Linked DNA regions of Homo sapiens: region 2 is linked to region 1. Evidence: chromatin loops called from intact Hi-C (ENCODE). Cell type or tissue: PC-3. All regions are shown on one strand. Links, peaks and the distances in the headings refer to the core of each region. The heading gives the core; the rest is flanking DNA.

The links. Hi-C counts contacts between places; a loop is a spot of excess contacts. Peaks named below come from ENCODE experiments on the same cell type or tissue, not always from the same donor. Only the 100,000 strongest peaks of a DNase experiment are listed, where the experiment ranks them.
Region 2: it touches region 1 in a loop (4-fold over the local background); 5 of 110 quality-filtered maps call a loop at or near these places.

What each region holds. Positions count from the first base shown.
Region 1 is chr12:46,383,236-46,391,470 of GRCh38, forward strand. SLC38A4-AS1 (SLC38A4 antisense RNA 1) reads left to right here and starts at 441. Exons shown (of 4, transcript NR_125380.1): 1 at 441-460; 2 at 4,512-4,737. RefSeq lists enhancers at 1-312, 3,006-3,507 and silencers at 1-226, 377-446. In PC-3, for the core only: no CTCF peak of the experiment used is centred there; DNase peaks (open chromatin) are centred at 276, 736, 3,466, 5,616 and 2 weaker places; H3K4me3 peaks cover 4,746 bases; H3K27ac peaks cover 6,711 bases.
Region 2 is chr12:46,939,970-46,948,390 of GRCh38, forward strand. LOC124902924 (a long non-coding RNA gene) reads left to right here and starts at 1,521. Exons shown (of 2, transcript XR_007063285.1): 1 at 1,521-4,518; 2 at 7,709-8,421. In PC-3, for the core only: CTCF peaks have their summits at 2,813 and 4,370; DNase peaks (open chromatin) are centred at 2,832, 4,302, 5,002 and 6,352; H3K27ac peaks cover 476 bases.

The DNA.
Region 1 (8,235 bases), core at 1-8,000:
CAGCCTGGGGCGCTGCAGCGGGCGGGGCGTGCGCAGCGCCGCTCCCCGGAGAGAAAGGAACCTCCGCAATGTCGGGGCCCGGCTGCGACCGGAAAACGGCGGGGGAAGAGAGAAAAGGAGGAGGGAGGGGGAAAAGGAGGTGGGGATACGAAGGAGCGGGGAGGCGGCGGGCGGGGCCTGCGGCGCGCAGCCCCAGTAGATCTCCGGAAATTTTCCACTAACGCTCCGAGCGCCAGAGCCGCCCGGGCGCAGCCCGCCTCTGCGCGCCCGCGACCCACGTGACGGTGATTCATTCGGCACCGCCTCCCCAGCCCGCGCGCGGACTTGGAGCCAAGAGTGGGAGCAGGGGTCGGGGGGAGGAGAAGGTGGAGGAGGAGGCGAAGAGGAGGCGGGGAGGAGGCGGGGAGGAGGGGGGAAGGGTTCGGGGAGAGGGAGGAGGGGAAGCAGAGGGGACGATGAGGTGCGGAGGCGTTGGCAGGTACCTGGGCCCCGCCGCCCGGGTGTGTGGGGGTCGGGTCGGGGGTCCAGCAAAGCCCCATCCAGTCGAGCCTGGGCAAGCTGAGAGGCTGTCGGGTGCGCTCCAGTTACGCTCCCCTGCGTCGTGGAAAACCTAGAGAGCCCTACAGCGTCAGGGCTAATCCCGGGACGCCTCGAGGCCCCGCGGAGTTTTCGCGAACGCGCCGGGCGGTGCAGGGATGTCCTGCTTGGGAGAGTGCAGGGTTGGAAGCGGGCACGCCCTGTTGGCAGCTGCCGGCGCTTGTGTACGTGGCTGCTGACGTGGAGAACTGTAGCTGTGGAAAGCCTGCGCCCCAAGGAGGGACGCGGGGGTGCAGTCGCGGCCCATTATCTGTGCCCGGGAAGTCCTGAAGGCTCTAGGAGCTGTCAGATTAAACCCCCAGACCCACAAGAAAATCCCTGAAGCTTCGGTGAGCGTGGGATTTGGCGTGCAGTTGGTTCCGTATGGTTCCCCATTAAGACTTGGAAGTCGGCTTACCAAGATTTCCTCTTACCCTTCGGCTGTGTTGAGTAGATATTACACAGACACCCCGCCCATGACTCTGCTCTTGCAGGAAAACATTTATTTCAAAAATACTGCAACGGTTTCATCTCTCATGTCCTTTTAGGTTCTTTCTAGTAATTGTGAACTTTTCCTCTCAAGTCATTCCATCAAAGTCTTGGAAGCAAATGAAAAAAACATACTACCCTGAAATAGAGTTCACATCTTTCTTTACCAACTTGCCTTTCCCAGGAAGACATCGTGGTGGGTTTGCAGTTCAGGTTTCCTCACAGCCTCTCCTGGGGGTCTTTTTCCCTCTCTGGTACCTTGAGGCATAGGACAGAAGGGAGCTGCTGAAGTTTCTGGATGTCGCTTATTTTTCACATTTGTTTTAACTTCTTTTGGCCAGAACTGTGTATTGTTTTCGCATAGATTTCTGCAATTAGAATTATTGTAATTAGAAAGAATAATAATCTTCATATAAGGCTTAGGGTACGCACTACTTTAAGGTCTTTGTAAATGTGTGCATATTCATTTCTCTCATCAACTCTGAGGTAGGGGCTATTCTTACCCCATTATTGACCTTTTACAAATGAGGAAACTGATGCTTGGAGAAGTTAGATAACTCGCCCAAGGCCATTCCTTCTCTAAGAGGAGGAACTGGAATTTGACCCCAAACTGTCAGGTAAATCCAATGCTTTGTTCACTATGCAATAGAAATTCTTTATTAATAAATTTAATTGTGTTGAAATATTAAGTTTACATTTTGGTGGGATTTTCCCCCTCGTTTTATTAAAGTGGCCTTCCTGAATTTTATTGTGGAGGGATGTTTAAAGTTAGTTTGGGTAGAAAGCCACACACAATTGTAAAAAGGAAGTCTTATGAAGAAATCATGCATTCCAAGGCAGTGTTACATTTTTCTTAAAGGGTAGATTATTGAAATATTTGACCTAAGAACTCATTTTTTTTCTCAGGAGAAAGGTTTGTCTTCATACACCTTTAGCCCCGAGCAAATGGTGAATCCTCCAGGAGAATGACGATGAGGCTTTTTAGTCTTCAGGGTTCGATAAATATATATCGATTGAAATGTATTCAAAAAGTGAATACCCTTGAAAGGACGATGACATAATGCCAAATGAAAAGGAAATTTCCCAAAGAAACCTAAATAATGGATAGATTTGATAGCAAGATACTACTGGTTTTTTCCTTCTGGAACCTTCTTTTCTGCACTTGAAACCTTCCCTGTCCAGCCAAGACTGGGTTAGAAGCTCCTTTTGTGTGTTCGTGTGGCACCCAAGGTCTGCCCCTGTAGTGGTACTGACCACGGTGTATTCTCGTGGCCTGTTCACCTGGCTGTGCTTCCCAGGAGAGTAAGTGCCTGGAAGAGCAGGCATTCTGTCAGGCTCAACAGAGTGCAACAGCGTGTCCCCAGGGCTCAGGACAGTTGTTTGTCCTAGAGCTATGGGAGTTATTGAGCTAAGCAATACTTGTTAAAAGCATGAGCTTACACAATTGATCAGCCATGTCTTGTTAGGATGTACTGAATTGGAATTTAGCAGAAACTGGGAGAGCAATGTCCCCGTCAGGAAATGTCTGTTCAATCTTGGTCTGTGTATATCCTACTTACCCACATGTTATTTTGCACATAATAGTTTTTTTGATGTTTATTAAGAACAAAAACAGCCTCTTTAAAATTGTGTGTTCAGTTAGCTAACTGTATTTCAGCATCCAATTAATAATCAGAGGTTTAATAACTACAGCCTTAATTCTGGCCTCACAATGATAGAATGATAAAATCATAGGTTTTTTTTTTTTTTTTTTTTTTTTGGCTGAAGGAGATCTTATAACTGCTCTGTCCAATACACAACCACTGGCCACATGGCTATTTGAATGAATTAAAATTAATAAAATTGACAATTAAGTTCTTCAATAGGGCATTTTAATTGCTCAGTAGCCACATGTGACTACTTAAATAAAATTAATTTTATTAATTCATTCAAAAATGGACAGCACTGACAGATAGTTCCATTATTGTAGGAACTGTTATTGGACAGGGCTGATAAGTTACCGAAGGAAAAAAAACAGGTAAAAGAAGATATTTGAGATAGCTTAGCATTAGCATTGTTACATACAAAGAACATTACACTCATATTCAAAGTGTCTGCTGTTAGGTTGGTGCAAAAGTAATTGCGGTTTTTGCCATTACTTTTAATGAGGAAATATTTCGTATATGATAAACAGTTTTCCTTAGCAGTTGTACCTAAATTAATGCACATTTAAACATATTCAGGAGAATGAATGGTTCAAAAGGATTCCTTTTTGCATTCCTTTAAAGTGAATACTCATTCCAGTTGATCCTTTGTGAGTTCTATTTTTTTTTCTGTTTAAACATACTGAAATCAACTTGAGTCACTACACAAGTTTGACATTCATTAGATTTGGCTGTGCTTTTTAAGCTCGCATGATTGAGAAACTAAAATACTCAGTAATGTTGGTAAAGGACAAATGCCAGATAGTTTTGGACAGACCAAATATATATTTAATGACATCACACATGCAATACAGACAGTTCTCAATTTACAAACACTCTTGAGAAGCAGCCATAGGTTAAATATAAAACATACTGGGTGTACCTTCTTTAAAATCCTCTTAAGAACAGTACCACCTGGATATCCATTGTATGAACAAATTAGTATTTAAAAATAATAAAAATAAGTCTTAGAATTAGAGAATGTATAGTTTTGAGCTGTGGAGGCAATAAAGAGGCTGTGTAAAACTCAGGGGGAGTTAGTTGAGGTTATTTCCACAGTAGAGCAGATTTGCTTAAGTAACCCCCTGACAAAAATAGCTTAGTTCCGCCTCCCCGCAGCATGCCTGCCCCTCCCTGCTGTGTGCATTTCCCCCAGTCCTTCAGTCGTTAAAAATTTTCCCATTTCATTTATACTCCAGTTTCAGTTCCGTTGATTCAAAGTTTTGGGACTTAGGACAAGTTTGCTAGCTTCTCTGAGCCTCAGTTTTTTAAACCGTTAAATAGGAATAACAGCATGCTGAGTGCCAAGAATTAAAGAAAAATTTATGTGAAAATATAGATTAGAAAGAAAACTAATATAAATGCAGGGGATTATGATCATAATACTCATAAAACTTCAGTACTCCCTGGGAAGATCCAATGGCCGTCAGTCATGTGCACGTGATCAGAATCTGGGCCATCATATTTTTTTAAGCAAGTTGATGGCCTGAGGGTTCTTGGCCAGGTGGGAGGAGGCTGCTCTGGGATGTTGAAGAGAGATTTTAAAAAGGAGATGGAAGGCTGTGAAAACATAGTTCAAATTGGAGGGAGCTTGGGCAGATACCACCTTTTCTTTTAAGGAATGAATGTAATTGCTTGCATTTTGTCTCTACTTCCTTCCTCTCATTGATTTATTCCGAAGGCTAGAGTTTCTACTTTACATTCTAATTCATCTGACATAGCGTGTTTTTAAAAAACTTAGCATTGCTTGCTTTGATTTTCCAGTTGACTTTTGCTGATGGAGCCTCTCTGAAGGGCAAATTCAAAGTACAGCTGGGTGCTGCAGCACTGGAGTGCGAACTTGTGGCTGTGGTTATGAAGGAGCCTCGTCAGCTATGCCTTTAGCCCCTGGTGAAGCAGTGCCAGTCACACTTTGCCAGTCAAACGGAGAGGCAGCAGTAGTAAGACCAGACCAAATCAAACCAAACCAAGCAAACCACGGGGAATGGAGGTAGGTGAATAGCGCCAAAGAGAATGATGGCTCACAACACTTCTAAGCATGGTGCATATATCAGTTCATTTAAGCCTTATGATGACCCTATGGGGTCAGTACTATTATCGTTATTATCCCCAACTGAGGCACAGAACAACTGTGTGACTAAGCGACTGTACTCAATGTCACACCACTGTTAAGTGATAGAAGTGACATTTTAACTCAGGCAGCTGGATCTGGAGTTTGTCCTCTTAACTACTACATTAGCAATTCTCAAACTTTTGGTCTCAGGACCCCCTTGCAGTCTTAAAAAGTATTGAGGACCACAAAGAGTTTTGTTTATGTGGACTATATGTGTTGATATTTATAGTAGAAATTAAGACTAAAAACTTAAAAGATAGTCAATGTATTTAAAAGTAATAACCAACTCACAATATGCTAATATAAATGACATTTAAAAGTGAAAATAGCTATGTTTCTCCAAGTGCAAAAGGTTGAGAATGGCATCGAAGAATGAAGAATCAAAGAATGGTATCATTTTATAGTTTTGCAAACTTATGCACCATACTGTACCTCTTTTGGTGTGACAGTGGTTAAGAAAAGAGGAAATGAGAGAGACTAAAAGGTACAAGTGAGGGGAACTCAAGACCTGTCTCAGTGAGCCCCTCACACTCTTGTATGAGGAAGAAATGATAACTAAAGAATCGTCTGTAAAGTGTACAGCAGCATCTGGATTTTCATGCCTGGTTTAATCTTCGATAGATTGTCTGGATTCATTCTCTCTCTGTGTGGGTGTGTGTGTGTATGAGCATACACACACATATTTGAGGTTAGGTAAAAAACTTTGTCATAAAATATATGTAAACTGGAAAGGATTTTAGAGATTATCTGACAGTTCTTTTTTTATGGATGAATGCATCTGAGGCCAGACAGGAAAATGACTTATTGCTGGTTGAATTGCTGATTAGTGGCTGGATTGGAGGTAGAACCCAGATCATCTGCCTCTTCATTCTACTCATGTCCTGTCATGGAAATTAGTCAATCCAATTATTATTATTATAGAAGTCTGTTTTCACCAGAAAGTTTGTGAACTGACAACCGTAAAATCTGTGGTAAATTCACAGGCTTCATCAATGACACTATGAAATATTGACCCTCAGCTTCCCAGATTGCAACTCCCCAAGTCTTGGTCTGTTTGCTGTTAGGATTTGTTACAACTTCTTCCTTATTGCCTTTTGTTACACAAGCAGTGCTGAATATGGGCTGGATATTGGAAAGAGGGCAAGAAAATGAGAACCCACAGTTCTGTGACGTGACAACACTGATTGGCCAGTCACTGTTATCTGCAGGATGTGCTTTTCTTAAGGATGAACATATTTTGGTCCACAAGTTTCCAAGACAAGCACATTCCTGCCAACATGATCCTTGGACAAACTGTTCTGGAATTTGAACTTGCTACTGGAAGAGGGTTAAGTCCAGGACACACACACACACACACACACACACACACATTTCAGTGGGGGGCAAGCCATAGTTGGTTATGTTAGCACCTCATTATACAACAGTTTCAAGATAAAGTGATTCCAGATGTGCTCTCAGTAAGTACCTAGTACTTATGTTTTTAACCCATTAGGCTAAAAATCTACTTTCAGAATTTTGGGGAAGCCAGAGTTAGTTAATTAACTAGTCATTCCTAGTTACTTCATAAAGTTGATTCTAAGTCGACTATAATTTGCAGTATGTTTCATGTTAGAGGATACCCATTATAACCATATGAAACATACATATTTATAGACACATATATGTATTTTCACACAGACTTGCCTTTGACAATGATTAGAAGTTCATCTGAAGTACTGGTTTAATGATCATTAGGTTCCTTTGTCCCGGAAATTTCATTTAGAAACATTAGGAAGATATATATCTAAGAAGTAGTATTCTAGTTTCTTCTTATTAATGAAGCTGCAGTGATAGTCATTGTGATTCTGAAGCATAAATTTCATGAGTAAGTCCTGGTTAAAAGGCTCCCTCCCTTGTTTAAAAAACCAAGATTTGAAATTTTTTGCTTTGTAACTTAAATTTACAAAAAAGAGTTAAAGAGAAAAGATGATGAATGTTTTCCTTGATAATTCATATTATTGTTAGGAATATGGAATTTTTGCATCACTTGGCCCTAGAAGGTGGAGAGCTAAAGGTGAACATTTCATTTTGCTTTCAAATATTTTAAATTTGTCTGCAGAAATTATGTTTTCTGCTGAATACAATGGAAGCCTTCTTAGCTGGTCTTACTTGAGAATATTGCATCTTAGTATGCTCTTTTGATTTTATTTTGCTCTACAGTAAATTTTTAAAAATTTAGGTATGATATCTGGCATCAAGGACAACACCATTTATTTGCCAAAGGCTGTAACCTAGGGCATTATACACTAAATGGGAATATTGGCAAACATACTGTTCAGAGGTACCTGTTGTGCTGTAGGGCAGTACCTACAGCAAAGCAGTCTGGGTATGATGGACTCTGGATCCAGACTGTTTGGTTTCATTTCGCTTCTGCTTTTTACTAGCTGTGTGCTTTAATTTCATGAATGTGAAAGATAAATAATAACTCATGAAGATTTAGTTAAGTCTGAACTTGTAAAGGAAGCACTTAGAACCATGCCTGGCATATGTTAAGTACTTCTCAAGTGTTAGCTTAAACAAACAAACAAATCTCAAATTTTGTCTTTGTCATGTCAGAGAGGCTAACATCAAGTGATGGCTGAAGCAGCAAACAGCTAGTTAAATTTAAAAGAAAAATGATCTTTGGGATTAATCCTATCTTGTGAAAAGTTTTCTAGAGCTTCCATCCAGCTGTGGCTAAAGCTAGAGGACAAGAAGGTGAGGAAAGTGTGGCAGAGTGAATGCCATTGATTAAAGAAAGGCCAGGACCTTGCTGTATAACAATTGTTTCTATTATTTCTATTTTGAGAGAAAGACCCTTGATGTTACCCGTCAGCAGGAGATGGATGGTAGTCTTTGTGTGGATTGACAAACATTGGTAGTTTAACAATGTGAAGGGCTTCCTTTGCAGGAAATGAAAAAGTTGTGATTTTCCATAAGTCATTTAGAGAGTCACTATTGAGCCAGCCAGGCTGGGCCCGCTAGTCTATACAATGGTTTTGTGACAATTAGCCTTGTGCTGTTGCAGCATTTCAGACTCATGGAGCGTTTTGCTTAGAAGACCTCTCTTCCTTCTGGCTGACACAGCCCCATCCCAGGGTGCAGGGCCTGATAAGTGGAGTACAGGCTGGATTTCAGCCCTAACCACCCGCTCCCCCCAGGACATGGTACAGTACACAAATGGCACATTGAAGGTGGTAGCCATGAAGACAGGTTTTTGAATTTTACTTTCTGTTCTTCAGCTCAGGAAATATGTTGTTTATTTTTGTTTTTCAGTCATAGTCTACTTCAATAGCTGGAACTGGGGAAGAGATGGTTCAGTATTTTTTGTCATTGAATCCAATGGTTGATTGTTAA
Region 2 (8,421 bases), core at 189-8,188, 560 kb after region 1:
ATTTTCAAGATATTGATTCTTCCTACCCATGAGCATGGAATGTTCTTCCATTTGTTTGTATCCTCTTTTATTTCCTTGAGCAGTGGTTTGTAGTTCTCCTTGAAGAGGTCCTTCACATCCCTTATAAGTTGGATTCCTAGGTATTTTATTCTCTTTGAAGCAATTGTGAATGGGAGTTCACTCATGATTTGGCTCTCTGTTTGTCTGTTGTTGGTGTATAAGAATGCTTGTGATTTTTGTACATTGATTTTGTATCCTGAGACTTTGCTGAAGTTGCTTATCAGCTTAAGGAGATTTTGGGCTGAGACGATGGGGTTTTCTAGATAAACAATCATGTCGTCTGCAAACAGGCATGGGCAAGGACTTCATGTCCAAAACACCAAAAGCAATGGCAACAAAAGCCAAAATTGACAAATGGGATCTAATTCAACTAAAGAGCTTCTGCACAGCAAAAGAAACTGCCATCAGAGTAAACAGGCAACCTACAACATGGGAGAAAATTTTTGCAACCTACTCATCTGACAAAGGGCTAATATCCAGAATCTACAATGAACTCAAACAAATTTACAAGAAAAAAACAAACAATCCCATCAAAAAGTGGGCGAAGGACATGAACAGACACTTCTCAAAAGAAGACATTTATGCAGCCAAAAAACACATGAAAAAATGCTCATCATCACTGGCCATCAGAGAAATGCAAATCAAAACCACTATGAGATATCATCTCACACCAGTTAGAATGGCAATCATTAAAAAGTCAGGAAACAACAGGTGCTGGAGAGGATGTGGAGAAATAGGAACACTTTTACACTGTTGGTGGGACTGTAAACTAGTTCAACCATTGTGGAAGTCAGTGTGGCGATTCCTCAGGGATCTAGAACTAGAAATACCATTTGACCCAGCCATCCCATTACTGAGTATATACCCAAATGACTATAAATCATGCTGCTATAAAGACACATGCATACGTATGTTTATTGTGGCATTATTCACAATAGCAAAGACTTGGAACCAACCCAAATGTCCAACAATGATAGACTGGATTAAGAAAATGTGGCACATATACACCATGGAATACTATGCAGCCATAAAAAATGATGAGTTCATGTCCTTTGTAGGGACATGGATGAAACTGGAAACCATCATTCTCAGTAAACTATCGCAAGAACAAAAAACCAAACACCGCATATTCTCACTCATAGGTGGGAATTGAACAATGAGATCACATGGACACAGGAAGGGGAATATCACACTCTGGGGACTGTGGTGGGGTGGGGGGAGGGGGGAGGGATAGCATTGGGAGATATACCTAATGCTAGATGACGAGTTAGTGGGAGCAGCGCACCAGCATGACACATGTATACATATGTAACTAACCTGCACAATGTGCACATGTACCCTAAAACTTAAAGTATAATAAAAAAAAATTAAAAAAAAAAAAAACCCCAAATCACAAAACAATTTAAAAAAAAAAAAAAAAACACCCGTATGGAGTATGTACAATATGCTCCCGTCTTTGGAAAGTATATACATATATGCCTAGAAAAACATCCAGAAACCTATTAGACAAATGTCAACTGTGGTTAATTATTGGGTGGTGAAATTGAGTTTTAATTTTCTTGTAATTTTTAATTTATGTTTATTTTACAATAAATGAACAGTAATTACAAATCTTTAAAGACTTTTGGAAGACCTTTTGGAAAAAAATTATTGCTGCTCTTGTGAGAACCACTGATAGATATTGTTTCAGTCCTTCTGCTCTGAGAAGTATGCAAGTTATGGTCATAGAAACTCTGTGGGCTACGAAAAAGTGCACATTAAGGTTATTCAAAGGGCTGGAGTTTATAAGGCACCAGCATAACCTTGCCACAAACAGGTTTACGCTTATGAAACAAATCTATCTAGGTGGATTCATCTTTTACTAAATATTTCCCTGTTGACACAGCTTTACTCGCCAATGTTTAATTGCTTTGTATAATTTGTATTAAGCACTATAACATTATGCTACACAGTACTTCAACCCATAACAAGACTTGAACCTGCAATAATGTCATTCCCAAGGAAGATGACCCAGGATTTTTGTATAGGTACCTCCACAGAGCATGGTGGTTAAGGAGGTTCTGTCATAGGCTCTGAGCCTGTGTAGAAATTAGCAGGCAAACCCTAGGTCATGATGGAAGTATGCATCCAGCAGAATGGAGAAGGGTCATTATGGCCTTCAACTGCAGACATTAACAAGTGTGTCCTAACCTGCTTCATTCCTGGCATGTGGGAACAGAACCTTGAAGATCTGGATTCAAGTCAAGCTTCTTGAATGTTAAATATGTAAACATGTAAAAATCTGGAATCCTTTATAGATTATTACATTTTAAAGCTGATCGTTTACATATAGAGCATTAAATTAAATAGGCACATTCTTTATATATAAACAAACAAACTCTCTAGTGATTTATTTTCTCACCATGGAATTTCAATTTCTGATGGATTTTGATGCACATATTGCATCATTTATATAAAAATTTCATTTGAAGGTGCCCATAAAATTTAAGCTGCAGGTGAACTATCAAGAGAATACGTGAAAGTCATTTACAAAATTAGAACGAGCCCAAGACAGGATGGAAAAACCCAAGCTTCTATAGATATTTTCCAGAATTTTTAGGGTTCAGGATGATCATGTTTAATTCCCAAAGCCGCAATTCCTAGCAGCATAGGAGCTCTCAAATATGCAGAAGGAAATGATTCAGAACTGAAAGAGGATAAGTCATCCAATGAATGGTAAGAATTAAGCCTAATGTCAGTAGGTGGCATGCATGCCTTCAATTATTTGACATACAGTTACTGAGCACCTGCTCAGTAAATCATAGGGCCCAAAGATAATTTCCTGGAGGAATGTGTGACTCAAGGCTATTTGGTCTGCCTGTGTCCTTCCTCTGTAGCTCATAAGCACTCTACATGTGCAAAGTCAAGTTTAAATGAAAGTCAAGGGGAACAGTGAGAAAAGAAGCGAGAAAGGTGCAGCATCGTGTGAGAGTGTGTGTGTGTGTGTGTGTGTGTGTGTGTGTGTGTGTGTGTGTTTGTAATGGAGTGAGAGGTGCCAGAAAAATTTAGCTTTCCCTTCTTTCCAGGTCTCTTTGCTTCAGGAGCTGGGGAAGTGTTGCAGTCATCTCCTTTTCCCTTTTTAGCTCTTCTTCAGTCCCCATGCCTTCAAATAACCTCTGGAGCTTGGAATAATTTATCTGATTAACTGTTCTCAGGATAACCGTGTGGGCATAAGAGGAAAGCAGGTTACTGATGCTACTGTGGCCTCCTAGCAACTGACACAATCAATGCTCTTTGGTTTGGGATGTTAGGCTGCAACCGTCCTTAGGGAGCTGTATATTTTCCATATGTGTTGAGAAGTATAGCAAAGTCTAAGAGAATTAAATGAGAGAATTTGGTTACCCTACTTTCTGGCTTGCTAAGGGTTAACTTTCTAAATTCCAAAATCCTTTTTGTGTCTCCTGTCATTAAAATTATAAAATAATTCATTTCATTTTTTGTCTTAGCAAATAGAGCATTTTGACAATAACATAGGATGTTGTGACTGATTAACATGATGCACACTGTAAAGAACTAAAGATATCAAAGGATGTTGACATTAAACGCACCTTATAAGTTGTTATGATTTTTCACTTGTAATTTTTTCCATAACATTAGACTATTGACTATGAAAGACAAAAATCTGATCACTTGAAGATTGTTATTTTTTAGATTATGATTATTCTAGACTTACTGCACTGTTAATGAACCTTTAGTAAATTTGATGCATAAGTGTTTCCTGGAGTACAAAAAATAAATGATTCTTTGATAAAGAAAGACTCAAAATGTTTTTCCTCATTTTTCCAGTCAAATTTTTTTTTTTAGTTCAGATCTTTGAAAAATATCCCACAAGTTATAAAGATTAATAAAACTGGACAAATATAAAAGTCTCATGATTGAAGTGACATTTTCACATAAATTTCATTAAAGGAACCATTAGGCTAAAGTGTTTTTATGTGTATTAAACTGTGCTATGTAAACTACCAGGGACTTTTTTTTTAAGCAGCCTAAATAAAAGAGAAATGGGTCAAGAAGAAGCTAATTAAGTAATTTATTGAAGGCTCAAGTATAAACAAGACAACAATCCAAGATTCTTATTTTGCAGATGGTATTTTTCACTGCTTCCTTCACCTCTTGGATGCTTCATATTTCACATTATTTTAAGAACAATTCACTCCCAGAGGATCATGGATGTACAGTCAGTTTGGTCTTGCTGAGTCAACGTGTGCACGTGTTCTCACAAATCTCCAGGCAACATTCACTGACAAGGCAGGGGGAGCTGTGCTCAGCATTTTCTTCAAATTGCTGTCTGAACAGTGGTGTGAAAATGATGTTCACTGTTGTTTGTTTCACCCATTCTCAGTACTGAGAGTTGTCAAAATTACTATTTCTGAGTACAGCATGTGTTCTAATTAAAGATAAAGTGTCTTTAAGACTCAGGTAGGTGTTTCATTAAATGTGATATATGCAGCAATGTATAAAGTATATCATTTATTCACCTTGAGATGCTATTAGGAATGTGCATTTGTGTGATGTCTAACTGATATCATATGGTGCACTAACACAGGGCTTTTCTATTTAAGAACCATTTCACTATGGGTTTGGGGAAAGTTATATATCTCAGGAAGTATTTAGCTTCCAATAGCTTTTCCTCTCTTTTTTAAGTGCAGTAATATATCTTTAAAACATATATGTATATGTATGCATGTATGTGTGTATATATACAGTAAATATATATACACACTATATGTATACTGAAATGTTATGCAGCACATAACATTTAAATATAGATACACACACACAGAGTAATGTGCTGTATAACATTTCAGTCAACAACAAACCACATGTGTGACATTCGTTCCATTTTAATGGAGCTGAAAAATGCCTGTTGTCTAGTGACATCGTAGCCATCGTAATGTAGCATGATGCATTACTCACTTATTTGTGGTCATGCTGGTGTAAACAAACCTACTGCGCTTCCAGTCGTATAAAAGTATAGCACATACAATTATGTACAGTATATGATACTCAATAATGATGATAAACAACACAACTATACTAGTGGTTTATGTATTTACTATACAGCTCCTCTTCAGTCCCCACCCCTTCAAATAACCTCTGGGGCTTGGAATGATTTATCTGATTAGTTGTTCTCACAATAACCATGTTAAGCTATATGTTGAACTATACTTTTTAACATTATTTTAGAGTTTACTCCCTCTACTCATGAAAAAAAGTTAACTGTAAAACAGCCTCAGGCAGGTCCTTCAGGAGGTGTTCCCGAAGGCATTGTAGAAGATGATAGCTTCATGTGTATTATTGCCCCAAAGACCTTCCAGTGAGGCAAGATGTGGAGGTAGAAGACAATGATATTGATGATCCTGACTTTGTATATGCCTAGACTGATGTGTATGTTTGCATCTTAGTTCTTAGCCAAAAAAAAAAGAAAAAAAAGGTTTAAAAAAATTTTAAGAAGAATAAAAAAAAGACATTTTAAAAATATAAAGCAGCAGCTGGGTGCTGTGGCTCATGCCTGTAATCCCAGCACTTTGGGAGGCCAAAGCAGGTGGACCACTTGAGTCCAAGAGTTTGAGACCAGCACAGGCAATATGGTGAAGGCTTATCTCTACAAAAAATACAAAAATTGGTGCACATCAGTAGCCCAGCTACTAAGGAGGATGAGGCAGGAGGATTGCTGAGCCCTGGTGATCGAGACTGCAGTGAGCTGAGATCACACCACAACATTCCAGCCTGGGCAAGAGAGACAAACTCTGTCTCAAAAATAAATAAATAAATAATACAATATAATAAATAAATACTGGACATGGGAAGGCGAGAGACATCTGGTCGACCTTAGACATGAGAAGGTGAGAGCCAGCTGGTTGACCTTAGACATGGGATTTATATATATATATATATATATATTTTATATATATGTGCATGTACATATGTGTGTATATATATGTACATACACATATATACAAAGAAGCTTATGGAACAAGGCTATAAAGAAAGAAAATATTTTTGTCAGCTCTACAATGTGTTTGTGCTTTAAGCTAAGTGTTATTACAAAAGATTCATAAAGTTAAAAAATGCAAAGGTTTATAAAGTAAAAATGTTACAGTAAGCTAACGTTAATTTATTATTGAAGCAAGAAAAAATTTTTTTATGAATTCAGTGTAGGCTAAGTGTTCAGTCTTTAGAAAGTCTGCAGTAGTGTACAGTAATGTCCTAGGCCTTCCTGTTCACTCACCACTCATTCACAGTGGAGCTTGCAGGACTGGAAGATGCTCTGGGTGAGTCAGTGATTGAGTAGTGAGTGAACATGAAGGCCTAGGGCATTACTGTACTTTAAATATTTATACCGTTTAAATCTTTATACCATTACTTTAAATCTTTTACACCATACTTTTGCTGTACCTTTTCTATGTATGAATATGTTTAGATTCATGAATACCCAGCATTGTGTCATAATTGCCTACAGTATTCAGTACAGTAGCATGCTGTACAGGTTTGTAGCCTAGGAGCAGTAGACTTTACCATATAGTTTAGGTGTATAGTAGGTAGGCTATACCATCTAGGTTTGTGCAAGTATACTCTATGATGTTTGCACAATGACAAAATCACCTAGTGATGCATTCCCCAGAACATATTCTTGCTATTAAGAGATGCATAATATTGTGTGTATATATAAATATATTTGCACACACATATGTATAAGAAGTAAATAGAATAAAACAAGATAGATATTATAAATACTTGGAGGTCATGCCACAGGAAATTTCTTCCAATAAATGAGAAGTGAAATTGCCTCTGGTAGTTAAATTTTAAATCAACACATTACTAAGATAGGCAATCAGTCCCCTTAAAGAAAAAGTATGGCTCCCAGGCTGTGGTGTATGGGTCATGAAAGACAGGATGCATAACTGACCAAGGGCTCTAGCTTCCATGCTCTGAAATCATTCGCCATGTTGTACTGAGGCCAAGCTTCCCATGGGCTGCTCCCAGCCATGATTGAGTGCAACAGAAACACTAAGGCAGATGCATTTCTGCAAGATAGGGCATTTCTACAGCCCACTTTGCCACAAGTGACCCTTCTTGCCCCACATCCTGCCCCCAATACCTTGATGAACCTTCCTCCAACTGTAAATGTCTAAGATGCTTCCTCCTGCCCTTCCCCTTTCTCCTTCCTTCAGGGTCAGGCTTGCATCATAGACCAATGACTATCCCAGCTTTCCTCAGCTCCCTCCTTTAATAAAATCCATGCATGTTTAATCCCATCTTGACATGTACTTCCCGGACTAACACACAGACCAAACTATAATTGTATCATTGATTAATACACTAATGTAGCTTAAAAATAAAACATGTAAAATAAAACAGTAACCTCTCAGAAAGAGATTGGTCGGCTCTGGGAGCTGTGAAAAAAGGTGCCAAGCAAAGCTGAACCTGCTCAGTTCATGCTTCTGTGACAGAGGAGGTGACAGCAATGTACCAGCCCAAACACTATCCTTGTTTTTGCAATGGATATATCTGGTGCCATAAAATATTTAGTTCATCCAGTAACACACCTTGTTCTGAGTTCATGCTTTCCAGATGATGTTGAGTTGACTTTTTGACTTCCTCCTAGGCCTATCTCCAGGGAGCAATGTATTAGTTACATGGATGTAGCCCAGAGGGAATTTTTGGAAATTTGGAGAACTGCATTCTAGAGACTCAAAACTGTGACTGCTGAGTGGACCATCTATGGGCAAGAGCAGAATCACTGAATACTGGAGGAGGGTTGCAAGGTGGCCTGGTTTCTGTGGCAGTGATCTGGTAGGTTCTGCTGAGGAAAACTGGATGGTGTCTGGCATGTCTTCAGTAAGTAATAAATGCTAGCAAGCACTTTTGTTATTGGATTATGGCTGGAATTGTCATCTAAAGGGAGAAACGTTAAGTTTTCTTTAAAATATTATTATGTTAGTTTCCTAAGGCTGCCATACCAACCACTAACTAGATAAGTTAAAGCAAAAGAAATTTATTCTCACTGTTTTGGAGGCTACAAGTCTGAAAGGAAGATGTCAGCAGGGCGGGTGCCTTTCGGGGGCTCTGGGGGAGAATCTGTTTCATGTCTGTGTCCTGGCTTCTGGTGAACATAGGCAATGCTTGGTGTTCCTTGGCTTGTAGATGCATCACTCCAGTCTCTGCCTCCAGCTTCACGTGGCCTTCTGCTTGTGTATCTCTGTGGCTTCACATGGCTGTCTTCTCATAGAAACACCAGTCATATGGAATTAGGGGTCTACCCCACTCCACTATGACCTCATCTTAACTTATTACATCTGCAAGGACCCTATTCCCACA